Regions from separate parts of the Mus musculus genome. Here region 2 is linked to region 1. The links are chromatin loops, found by intact Hi-C in ENCODE. Cell type or tissue: heart. All regions are shown on one strand. Each heading gives the region's core, and the rest is flanking DNA. Links, peaks and the distances in the headings are about the cores only. Region 1 overlaps Klf12 (Kruppel-like factor 12). Region 2 has its middle 5.4 kb from the start of Gm23538.

Region 1 (5,393 bases), core at 99-5,098:
GTGTGTGCGTGTGCGCATGCGCGCTGAGTCAGGCTGAAATGGTCACAATGGCAGGCCTTTTACTATGGTACCAGGGTTTGAAAGCAACTCCTTGGGATGTTTTCTCTAATTTCTCTTTCTCTTAATTGTCTTTACCTCCATCTGTTTTTTTGCTATCCTATCCATTTGGGATTGAGTTTGGGAGTGGGACTATAGAAGAAATTATTAAAAGATTGTGTCAGATGGTTTCTACCCCACCCTTAGTTATTCAGCTCCTGGAAGAAAGACACACTCACAACCTTCATATTTACAGTATGCCTTAAGCAGCACAATAACCGGGCAGCTGCCTACCCTCCATGCTGATAGAATGTATAGCATATCAATAATCCCAAATTATTACTTATTTTATGTTCCACCTGGGTTGCTCTTCACTCTGAGTGAGCAGCCCTCAGGGCCACATTTTTATGGCTCAGCTGACCCATCATGTGTTCTCCTTTATCCGCTCCTGCATGTTCCTCTTTTATTCCATGGTAGCTTCTTTCTCCTCTTTCCCTCCTCATGGTCCTCTCGATCCCAAACCTGCAAAACTTCCTTTAAAGAAAATGAAGACATCGCAGACCATGCTAGCCATTTCTGGTCAGAGACACAGTGCCCTTCCTTTCAAAGTTACTATCCCTTAATATTTTGTTTTCTTTAAAGAAAATACAATGTTTATATCTGAAAAAGTGTGATGAGGATTGTTTCTTCTTCTGATACTCCCAAGGAGACAAAGATAGCGTTCCAGAATCCACCCTAAAAAGCAATCAGCTTTTTATTTAATTTTTCTTTTAATATTTTAAAGGATGGTGTTTTTCTAAACAAAATGTTTCTTAAATATGTTTCATTAAGAATCTGACTATGGGGACATTCCACCTGTGAATGTTCTGGATCTGTAGCCAAAGTATGGGTCTACCCATGGTATTTTGGGCTTTTCTACTGAACAAAGTCATACAACACTGTACATTATAAATGATATACAATAATTTATGAATGTTCTTTGTCAATAGAATCAGAAGGACAGAATATCTAATTCTTAAGAAACCCAAGCAAATTAAATGTGTGTGTGTGTGTGTGTGTGTGTGTTACAATAAAATAAAAAAATTTAAAGAAAAAGAATTTAGAAGGGACATAGGAAGAATTAACTACTATTTTAAATGTACTAATTTCTGCATTTAAAATTTCTCTTTTAGATATCTTAAAACAAGAGCTCGATTAAAATACAGAAATGCTTAAACCATCTTCTAAAAGTTCAAGTGTACCAGCAACTTAACTTTTCTTTAGAGTTCCGTTCAGTCTTTAGTGCAAGCAGTACATAGCACGGGGGTCACGTTTTGCTTTTGCTGCAGAGGTGATGACTCTGATCAAACACAGTCCAAATTCCTCAAGGATCATCCCCCTGCCTGAAGCCTTTGATTTCCCTTCTTGTCTGCCTGCTCTGCCTGGGCAAGAAGGCCATTACATGTGGCTTCGGCTACTTCTTTAGTTACAAAACGAGGGGAGAAAAACGATGAGCACATGGCCAGGAGAAACAGCAAGTATCTGGGGTACAGCACTGGAGAGGTAGTCAGGCTGGCAGTTAGAAGAGTAGATGAGGGGTGACTCCTAGTAATTGTCAAAACTTAAAAAGTGTGTGTGTGGGGATTTTTAACAATTTCTACTACATGGGACAGGGTCTCATGTAGCATAGGCTGGCCTCAGAGTGAGTGTGTGTATATGTGTATGTATAATATATACATACATACATACACACTAGTATATATATACATATATATAACACATATCATATAATATATAACACATATCATATAATATATAACATATAATATATAATATAATAAATATTATATAATATATAACATGTTATATATAAAGTGTGTGTATATATATATATACACACAGTTATATAAATATGTGTACAATGTATATGTGTGTGTGTTTTATATATATGTGTGTGTATATAATATTCTTCATGAATTTTATATATATATATATATATATATATATATACATATATATATACATATACACATATATACACATACATATACATGTACACTTATGAAGCAGAGGCAGGCCCTGAACTCCTGAACCTCCTGCTTCCACATTCTGAGAACTGAGACTGCAGGCCTGGCCCATCATGCCTGGCTCCCACACTATTCCTCCCCAAGGCTCGAGTTTTCTTTCTGTTGCATATCTCACCAAATCTTTTGTCCCAGAAGTCTTAAGGAGTTGAGATTTACCTTGAGGACTGGAGTCTTTGTGCTGCCACCTAGTGGTGGAATAGTACAAATCGTACACAGGGAGATTGAAGGCTACTGCGTATCAGACCCTTTTCCTAGGATGGTCCATGGTTTTGCCAGCTCGGAGTCAAAACAAGGTGCAGTGAATCTCTTCTGAGAAAATCTTAGCTTGATGGTGTTCACCTATAATTCTAGAAATGGAACTTAGGGAAGTGGAGGGAGGAGTCAAAGTTCATGAGATACATGAGACCCTATCTGAACCACGCCCTCACTAAATTAAAAAACAAACAAACAAAAAGACAAGTGGGGCAGTGGTGGCGCACGCCTTTAATCCCAGCACTTGGCAGGCAGAGGCAGGGGGATTTCTGAGTTCAAGGCCAGCCTGGTCTACAAAGTGAGTTCCAGGACAGCCAGGGCTACACAGAGAAACCCTGTCTCGAGGAGAAAGGGGGGGGGGGGCAGAGATTTAAAAATAGATGGCTATTTAGAGAACTCAAACTTAATGCTAAATATATATTTTATATACATTATATATGATATGTCTTCTATGTATATATTATGTTTAAGAGTTCTAGTATGTGAAAGGCATTATTTAATTTGGTTCAAAAGGAAAAGACGTGCCTTCTGCATGTTTCCCCCATTTTTCTGTCCTATACATTGTTATCTTTACTCTTCTTAGTAAAATTAAAATGTCCTTTGTTTCATCGCTTCACATTTTAAAGGGATGGCTTAATTTTTTTTTCACTAAGTCAAAGCACATGTGTACCAACTTGTATGCTATTAGCAAGTTTCACACCCCCGAGCAAAGAAATCGTCATCATAGAGAGAATAAAATAAAAATAAATAGTCGTGTCTTTGGGGAGATAGGCTGTAAGTTTGATAAGCTCAGGAAACAAAACAAAACAAAACAAAACAAAACAAAACAAAACAAAACAAAACAAAACAAAAATCAAAAAGACTTTCCATTATTGAATGCATTCAGTGACTCCCTTTCTGTGGAGGTACCAACCAACTTGAAAAGCCTCCTCAACCGTATTTCTCTTTCCATAACTCCTTCTCTGGGTTTCTCCCGGCCTTATCTGAGTATTGTCAGAATCCATGCCTACCCTCCTTCCTCGGGTCTAGTACTACTTATTCCAGTGAACCATCTGGAGTCTCTGGGTTCCTGAGTATATATTGTTTCTGCACTGTCCTTGAGTTTCCTTAATCTCACAGTGCTTACTCTTCAGAAATAGTATTTGAATTACATTTTAGACAATTGACACAGCGTGGATGTTAATGGTTTCTGGAGTTGAACTCCTGTGAGCGAGAAGCATTCTTGAGGTTCTCAAAGGGTCATAATGAAAACACTGTGCTGTATGGTCATTATAGTCAGTCCTTTCTTATGCTTTTGTAATATATTGTAAAATATTTTACCTGTGAACATATGATAAAGAGGACTTTGATTGGACCTGGATAATTAATTAGAATCAGCAATGTGTCTTATATAATATATTAAATAGTTATGCTAGTCGTATTTCCCAGTATAAGAAATTATGTGTGCCTCCCCGCCACCCCTTGACCCTGCACTGCGGCTAACCTCATCAACACTGTGCAACCGTAAAATCTGGAAACTGTGGAGTATGGATAATCCCACTATAAACTGTAATAAAAATTACCCTTCCAGACTCAATATTCTCTCCATTAAGTTCATAGACACTGTCTCTTTGTACATAAAGTTTTATGAAATAAATCGACCGCTACGCCTGTCGTTACCAGATAGCAAGCTGTTTTGATTTAAAGACTGATGAAGGTACAATCCGTTTTTCCATGTTTGCAGTGCATGCTGAAAACATAAATTTACTTTAACAAACCTTAAGTCGAAGGGAAAATGGTCCTCTTACTTGCACCCTGCATTTAAGTATCTCTTTGTGAGAAAGAATCAATGATGTATTTACCGTGGCTGGCTCATTTGTTGCAGCCATAAAAGGAAGATTTGGTTTCCCGTTTCAGCTCCCTGGCCTTAAAGGTGTATTAAGCAAAAGAAAGCTCAAATCTTAGACCGCTTTGTGGGAATTGTCTTGAACCTTTCTGTGTTTAGAAGGCATTGTCAGTTCCTTGATTGCATTTTTTTTTGTCTCCTCTGTGCTAATCTAAAGGCTCCTCTAATCATCTCTGCTGTGGTCTCTGCCAGAAGTAAATGCTAGAAATCAATCGTCTATAAACACAGGGACCTTTCAGACAGAGGAAACCGTCTAGGGCCCTCACTCATAAATCCTCAAAGGACGTTACTCTGGAGGAAGTCATAATGTTCTAATGAAGGGAGACGAGGGGACAGTTGAGGTGAAAGTTGAAGAAACATACAATTCCGCTACCAGAGTAGGTAGGAGTATGTCAGAGCAGGAAAAGCATGGCCGGCAGATGCAGAACGGAGGACGTGTGCCCAGCATAGTGTGATGCTGTTGTGGTGTCTGATCTGATGTGTTTTCCCATGAGATGCTGCGTATGGTAGGTGCACAACATATGTGCTGTCTATACCCTCAGCAAAGACCTGAGCTCACCACTGCTCCGAAGGCTTTTAACTCCGCTTAGATTTATTTCGTATACTCTATGTGACTATAAGTTTTGGCTGTGCCTACACTGAACATAATAAATAAAAATGGTGAAGGAGAGGAAGTGAAAGGTGTATTTTACCACCCTTATTTTTATGACCTGTGCTCTCTGAAACATTTCCTCAATAGATTTTTTTTTTTTTTTTTGGTTTTCCCAATAGGCACAGAAATGATTGCACTTCACTTTCTGTAGGTTTCCTTACAATAAGTATGTATATATCTACAGATTTTTGAATTACCAGCCTGCTCAGGTTCTATTCTTTTTACTTTGTTTGAAGCCAGCGCACAGATTAGGGAAGTGACTTTTATCTGTAGGGACACTAGGGCAGATGACGGAGAGCAGAGAGGATGTCAACATTATCATCAAAGAAACTACTTGATTCACCAAACCAGGGAATTTCTGGATGGGATGAAATAGGGTCCCGCCGGCTATTGTCCTTGGAGATGTTACTTGATAAGAGTGTCTTAACAGCCTATGAAGTAATGGCCACTAGTAACAAGGGATTGATGAATTGTTGTCAGTCTCTTTTAAGAAGTTGGCAAA
Region 2 (5,393 bases), core at 302-5,301, 750 kb before region 1:
ATGTCTGTTGGGATGTTTCCACCAATGATTTATGTGTGACACAGAGACTGGGACAGACAGATCCACCCTCAAGTTCGAGTAGTCCCTTTTAGCAAATGGCTTAGATGAAAATACTCCAAGAGTTAAACATTTAAAGAAGACTTATAAAGTGAGTGTTTTGATGTCACTTTTATAGGACAGGAGACTAAAGCATAAAGAGGGAAATCACTCTTTGTAAGGTAACACAGCTCATTGGTGACTAACAGATGGTTCATGGTTTTGAACTCTATCATGTGATTAAGAAATCCACAGACATTCCTCTGTGCTCCACAGGCTATCATTCATGCCTTGGGAACAGGCACTGAGGTCTTTCTTTTCTATCCCCCTTTAAGTGAATAGGAGAAGATTAAATAGCCCTTTGATTCAGAAGCAAAAAGATATCCTTACAGTTTGTTTGCTGGGTAGAATCAGGGAACTTTGAGATGTACATTCTTAGAACTAGAGAGAATACTTCCAAGAAAGACCAGACTTTTCTTGACTTGAGTCACCTTCCCATTCATATGTCGAGTTAACCTTCAGTATCACTGTTCTTGAAATGTACATTATTATACAGCTTATTATACAGCTGTATAATGAGATAAGAATAAATCAATCAGAAGGTGGCGTCATGATTAAGTCGGTATCTTTATAATGAGATATAAGAGGTCGTCCCCTTGGTTTCCTAGCTGTGTCTCTGCTATGAGGACACTGGAAGAATAAAAAGTGTAATCCAGGAAAGTGACCTCATAAAGATACTAAATTCCTGGCCCCTCTACTTGGACTTTCATCCCTCTAGAAATGATAAGAAATGCCTTTTGTTCTACTTAAGGATTTCACTCTCTCCTATTCGTTATAGCATCCCAAACAGGATACCTAACTCCCCAGCCTTTCACATTCCTAAAGCAGCCACAGGTGACGGTGACATTTACTATGCCTACAAAACACTTCTTGTCATTACTGAAGAAACAATGATGAAGGGAAATGTTTATCATAGTGCATTTCAATGCTTGGCCTCATTTCAGGTCCTGTGCAAGGATCTGGAGTTGTAAGAAGCTCACAGATGCTGGTTCATTCTTAAAACCATGTTACTCTCCGTGGCACACATGCTGGATCTTCCACAGCAGAGGTAAAAAATCTGCTGTACATGTTGTTCACACCACATTCCCAGAAAAGCAGCTGGCTCTAAGTACTTTCCACCCTTCAAATAAAATGATAGATGACTAACAAACCGATGACTTTCCTAATCAAAACAGCTATAGCTAGAGAGCCGCCAATTCTCATTTTAACCAAGTAGAAATGCCTGTTTCGACGGTTGCTCTTTCTTGCTTATTTGACTGGATTGAGAGTTGTCTATGACTGGGAAGACACATTTGTGTATCTGTAGGAACATTTCCAGAAAGGATTGACATGTGGCATCGGGACTGGTAGAGACTTACTCTCAATGTTGGTGCCACCTTCAAACACATGGTTGGGACTGGTAAAGACAATAGGAACTTATGAAATTGGAATGGATGCATTTTATATTATGCAATGGCAATAAATCTGTGGGAACCAAGGGTGGAATAATCTATGTGAAATATCCTCTACAGTTTCAAGATCATGTGTTTAAACACTTGGTCTCTAGTTGGCAGTATTCTTTGGTGGGGGGGAGGCCATGTAAGCTGCCAGAGGTGGGACCTTCCTGGAGGAAGTAAGTTGCTATGGAGCTTGTCTAAGTAGTTATTAGCCTAATCACATTCCTGGTTCTCACCTAAGAAGCCCTGTGTGGTACTTTATACATGGTGTGTTATGACTGTCAACCTCTTACTGGACCAGAACTTTACTTAGCTCACGTATAATTTATTGATGAGAATTCAAGTTCAGGCTTTGTTGGTTTCATAAGGAATAGAAGAATTAAATAGCTCAGTGCTCAGTGTGGGAGTCTGATCTTCATTGTGATAACTATCACTCCTAAAACTCCAGAATGTTTTCCATGTGGAATCAGTGGTTCATTTAGAAGACAGATTTACCGTATCGGCCTTCCTTGCTCCTATACATTTTAAAGTATGAAGTGATTCAAATATACAAAACCAGGTTGATCTTCCTAATTCTTATCCACAAGTAGTCATCATGAAACATGAAAGGAGCAGATTTTGAAAGAAAAATATGGTGTCTTAATCTTTTTTATGACCATACATGAAAAAATAGCCATATCAGAAAATTACACCAAGCTATTTACCCCGTGAATCCATGAATGACATAGTTTAATTGCAATCTATTAATATTATTCACATCAAATATATTAAGTAGATAAAAATGAAAAAATAAATATGAAAATGCAATCCAGATTCAGGATGCAAATTGTTGTCAAGCTGTCATCATAGTTTTAAAAATATTCCCTATCCTCAAGAAGAGGTATCTACTAATACATATACGATGGTCAGAGGTTTTAATGTGACCCTTTAAAGGCAGCTAGGAAAAGGAGGCTTACTTTCAATCTGTTTTCTAACATTTTAAAAGAGAGTGTGGATAGAACAGTATGAGAAGACATGGGGAGAGAAGGAAGGGGGGAAGAAAAAACAAGGGTCAGCGAACAATGTGGAGACAAGCAAAAGAATGGGGCTATATAGTTCAGTGGTAGAGTGCTTACCTAACTTCAGGTTGTGGGTTGGGAATGGCAAACTTATGTTTGCCTCTAAATAAAATTAATGAAAGGAAATATTTGAAGCAGTCAGTAATAACAATGTTCATAAAGTTTGCTGGATGAAGTCTCAAAATAGATATTGTATACTCCGCATGCTTTGATTGCGACAGGAACCAGTTAGAGATAGTAACAACTTCATTTTCTACAGAAGCTAAAGAGGAATACAGATTACTTACTCAGAAAGCAATGTAATATTCTCATGCAAACAAATGGAAAAAGTGCTCAAACTCATGAGACAAGGAACACATGTGTATGTAAACAAGGTATGTATGTGTATATATGTGTATGCGTGTATATGTATGTATGTATGTGTATACCAAAACTATGCAACAGTCATGTGAAAATAGGAAAACTCATCTGTCTCTGACTTAAACTAAAAGCTTAGGGTACTTCCACTAAGCATACTTTACTCTAACAAAATTTTATATTTAACAAATTTAACCGGAACCAAATAGAAGGCCACTGGAGTAGTTCATAACTCTGACACAGGGGCAGTCAAATGTAAAGGTGGGATGAAATATTATAGAATGTGGAAATACACACACACACACACACACACACACACACACACACACACACACACACACACAAAGGAAGCACTAAGTGGGAAATGCACCCTTATAGTTGAGCTTAATGCTTGCCTGTTGAGGTTTGAATAAGAAATATCCTCCATGATCTCCAGTGTCGGATCACCAGGTCACCAGTTGGTGGCGCTGTTTGCTAGAAGGTGTAGCCTTGCTGGAGTCCAGGAATTACTGGAGGAGGGCTTTGAGAGTTCAAAGATCCAAGCCATTTCCAGTCTTAACTCTCTGCTCTCTGCTTGCAGCTTGAAATGTGAGCTCTCACCCTCCAGCTCCACATGACATGCCTCTGCTCCACCATCATGGAGAAGACATTCTTCTGAAACTATAAGCAAACATAAAGTTGTTCATACTTAGATTACCTCGGTGTTTTATCACAGCAAAAAGTAACCAATGCAATTTTCTTCACCAGGAGATGTATAGATAACTTTTTATCTACAGAGAGAATCATATTGTATAATCATATTGCAAACAAGACAAATTCCAAAGGCATAAAATATGCAGGAGAAATAGTTTTAATATGGAAAAGGATATAGAACATGGAAATACAGCCTTAGCTTAAAAAAATCACAAAAATATAAAATCTGATATTTGTCATTGAGACTACTGTATTTCAAGAGGTGCCACGATGATGTTTCAAAACCACAAGTATTGGGAAGATATTTGCTATAAGTGATATAATACTGATTTTTTGATATTGATTTACATAAAATTCTTAACATCAAGTATAAAAACATTGTCTGAAAAATAGAGATGAGGTGGAGATTCTCTGAGTAAGAATTTAAATGGCCAATGTCAGAGTGGGAAGATGTCCACCAACAGGGACTCCAAAAAAGAATAATCATGAATTTTCATTTCATACTCATTCAAATGACAAAAAAAAAAAAAAAAAAAAATCTGTCAGTATAAACCATTGGCAAGGATGAAACAGAAATTCTCATGAAATGGACAAGTCAGGGAATGAGCAACAAACAAACAAACACAAAACGACAAATATCAAAGGATAAGCAATAAGATAAAATAAAATAAAACAAAAACTAGCCAACCAACAATAAAAACAAAACAACAGATGACAAAGAAGGAACCCCAGTGAGTTTAATAGACTCGTTAGTGACTATTCACAAACCAGAGGAAAAACTTGATGGAAACTGAAGGAGCCTCTGAAATGCCATCGGATCAGCTAGAGCAGAACTCCTTGCCTACACTTCGGTGACTTCTCCGCTGAGTCTATGACGCTGCCTGAGGAATCCACAGACTGATTCTGCGCAGTTTATCACGGGTGGGTCCTGCTTCAGTCAGCTTCTCATTCTCTCATTATCTCACAACTTCCTGTGTCTTCTGTGAGCCAGGGAGGAGTTTTCCGGAAGCTCTTTTCTGAGAAGTCAGCTCTTGCAAGTTCTCGGACTTGGGCAAACACGCCACTCCTATGCCTTGTATGTGAGTCCATTGCCATGGGCTTCGGAATCTCAGACCTTGGTAACTAGGCCTGGAACAGAAGCTGTCATGCCCCCAAGCTACCTAGTGTCAGTTTACAGTTCCTCAGACCTATGAACCTTATCATTCTTCCTTCTATGCCCAGGTAGAGAGAATGAACAAGAATCTAACTACTGTCCAGTCCGCCCTAACCCGTCTTGCTCCCACCCTGACCAGACACCTGGAGGACGTCTATCTCCCCGTGGCTCCCCTGGCTCATTTCACTCCTAACATGCCAGATGAACCTCGAGTGTTCTCTTTGCTCCCTAGCCACTATAGCGTCTGCTTCTGAGGCACTAGGACTTACTTAGATGAGATTAAACACAAGAGCAGCAAACAGCTTCTGAGACTCCTACGGTGCCTCTCTTTGGGCAGGACCCAGCCTTCTATTGTACAGTCCCTCACACTACAAGTGAAATAATTTTTCATTCTGTCCTAATGTCACCCAGAAATAGGAAACACCAAAGTGTTCCCACCATGGCCTGGGAAGCTGTCATTTGTGCTTTAAACGTGACTCGGATGATGATGGTTTAGTTAAACTTCAAAAACGATTTCATATTTTCAAATATATCTTTATAAGAAAATATACCGGGCGTGGTGGCGCACGCCTTTAATCCCAGCACTCGGGAGGCAGAGAC

Evidence for each region. A loop is a pair of places that touch in the nucleus more often than their neighbours do. Peaks named below come from ENCODE experiments on the same cell type or tissue, not always from the same donor. Only the 100,000 strongest peaks of a DNase experiment are listed, where the experiment ranks them.
Region 2: it touches region 1 in a loop (1.9-fold over the local background); 4 of 42 quality-filtered maps call a loop at or near these places.

Annotation. Positions count from the first base shown.
Region 1 is chr14:100,006,856-100,012,248 of GRCm38, reverse strand. The region is part of intron 3 of Klf12 (Kruppel-like factor 12); the gene reads left to right. Among named protein-coding and RNA genes, the nearest start is that of Klf12, 140 kb to the left of the region's middle. In heart, for the core only: a CTCF peak has its summit at 2,304 (motif pointing left); no DNase peak of the experiment used is centred there.
Region 2 is chr14:100,752,180-100,757,572 of GRCm38, reverse strand. No RefSeq gene overlaps it. Among named protein-coding and RNA genes, the nearest start is that of Gm23538, 5.4 kb to the left of the region's middle. In heart, for the core only: a CTCF peak has its summit at 3,404 (motif pointing right); no DNase peak of the experiment used is centred there; H3K27ac peaks cover 233 bases.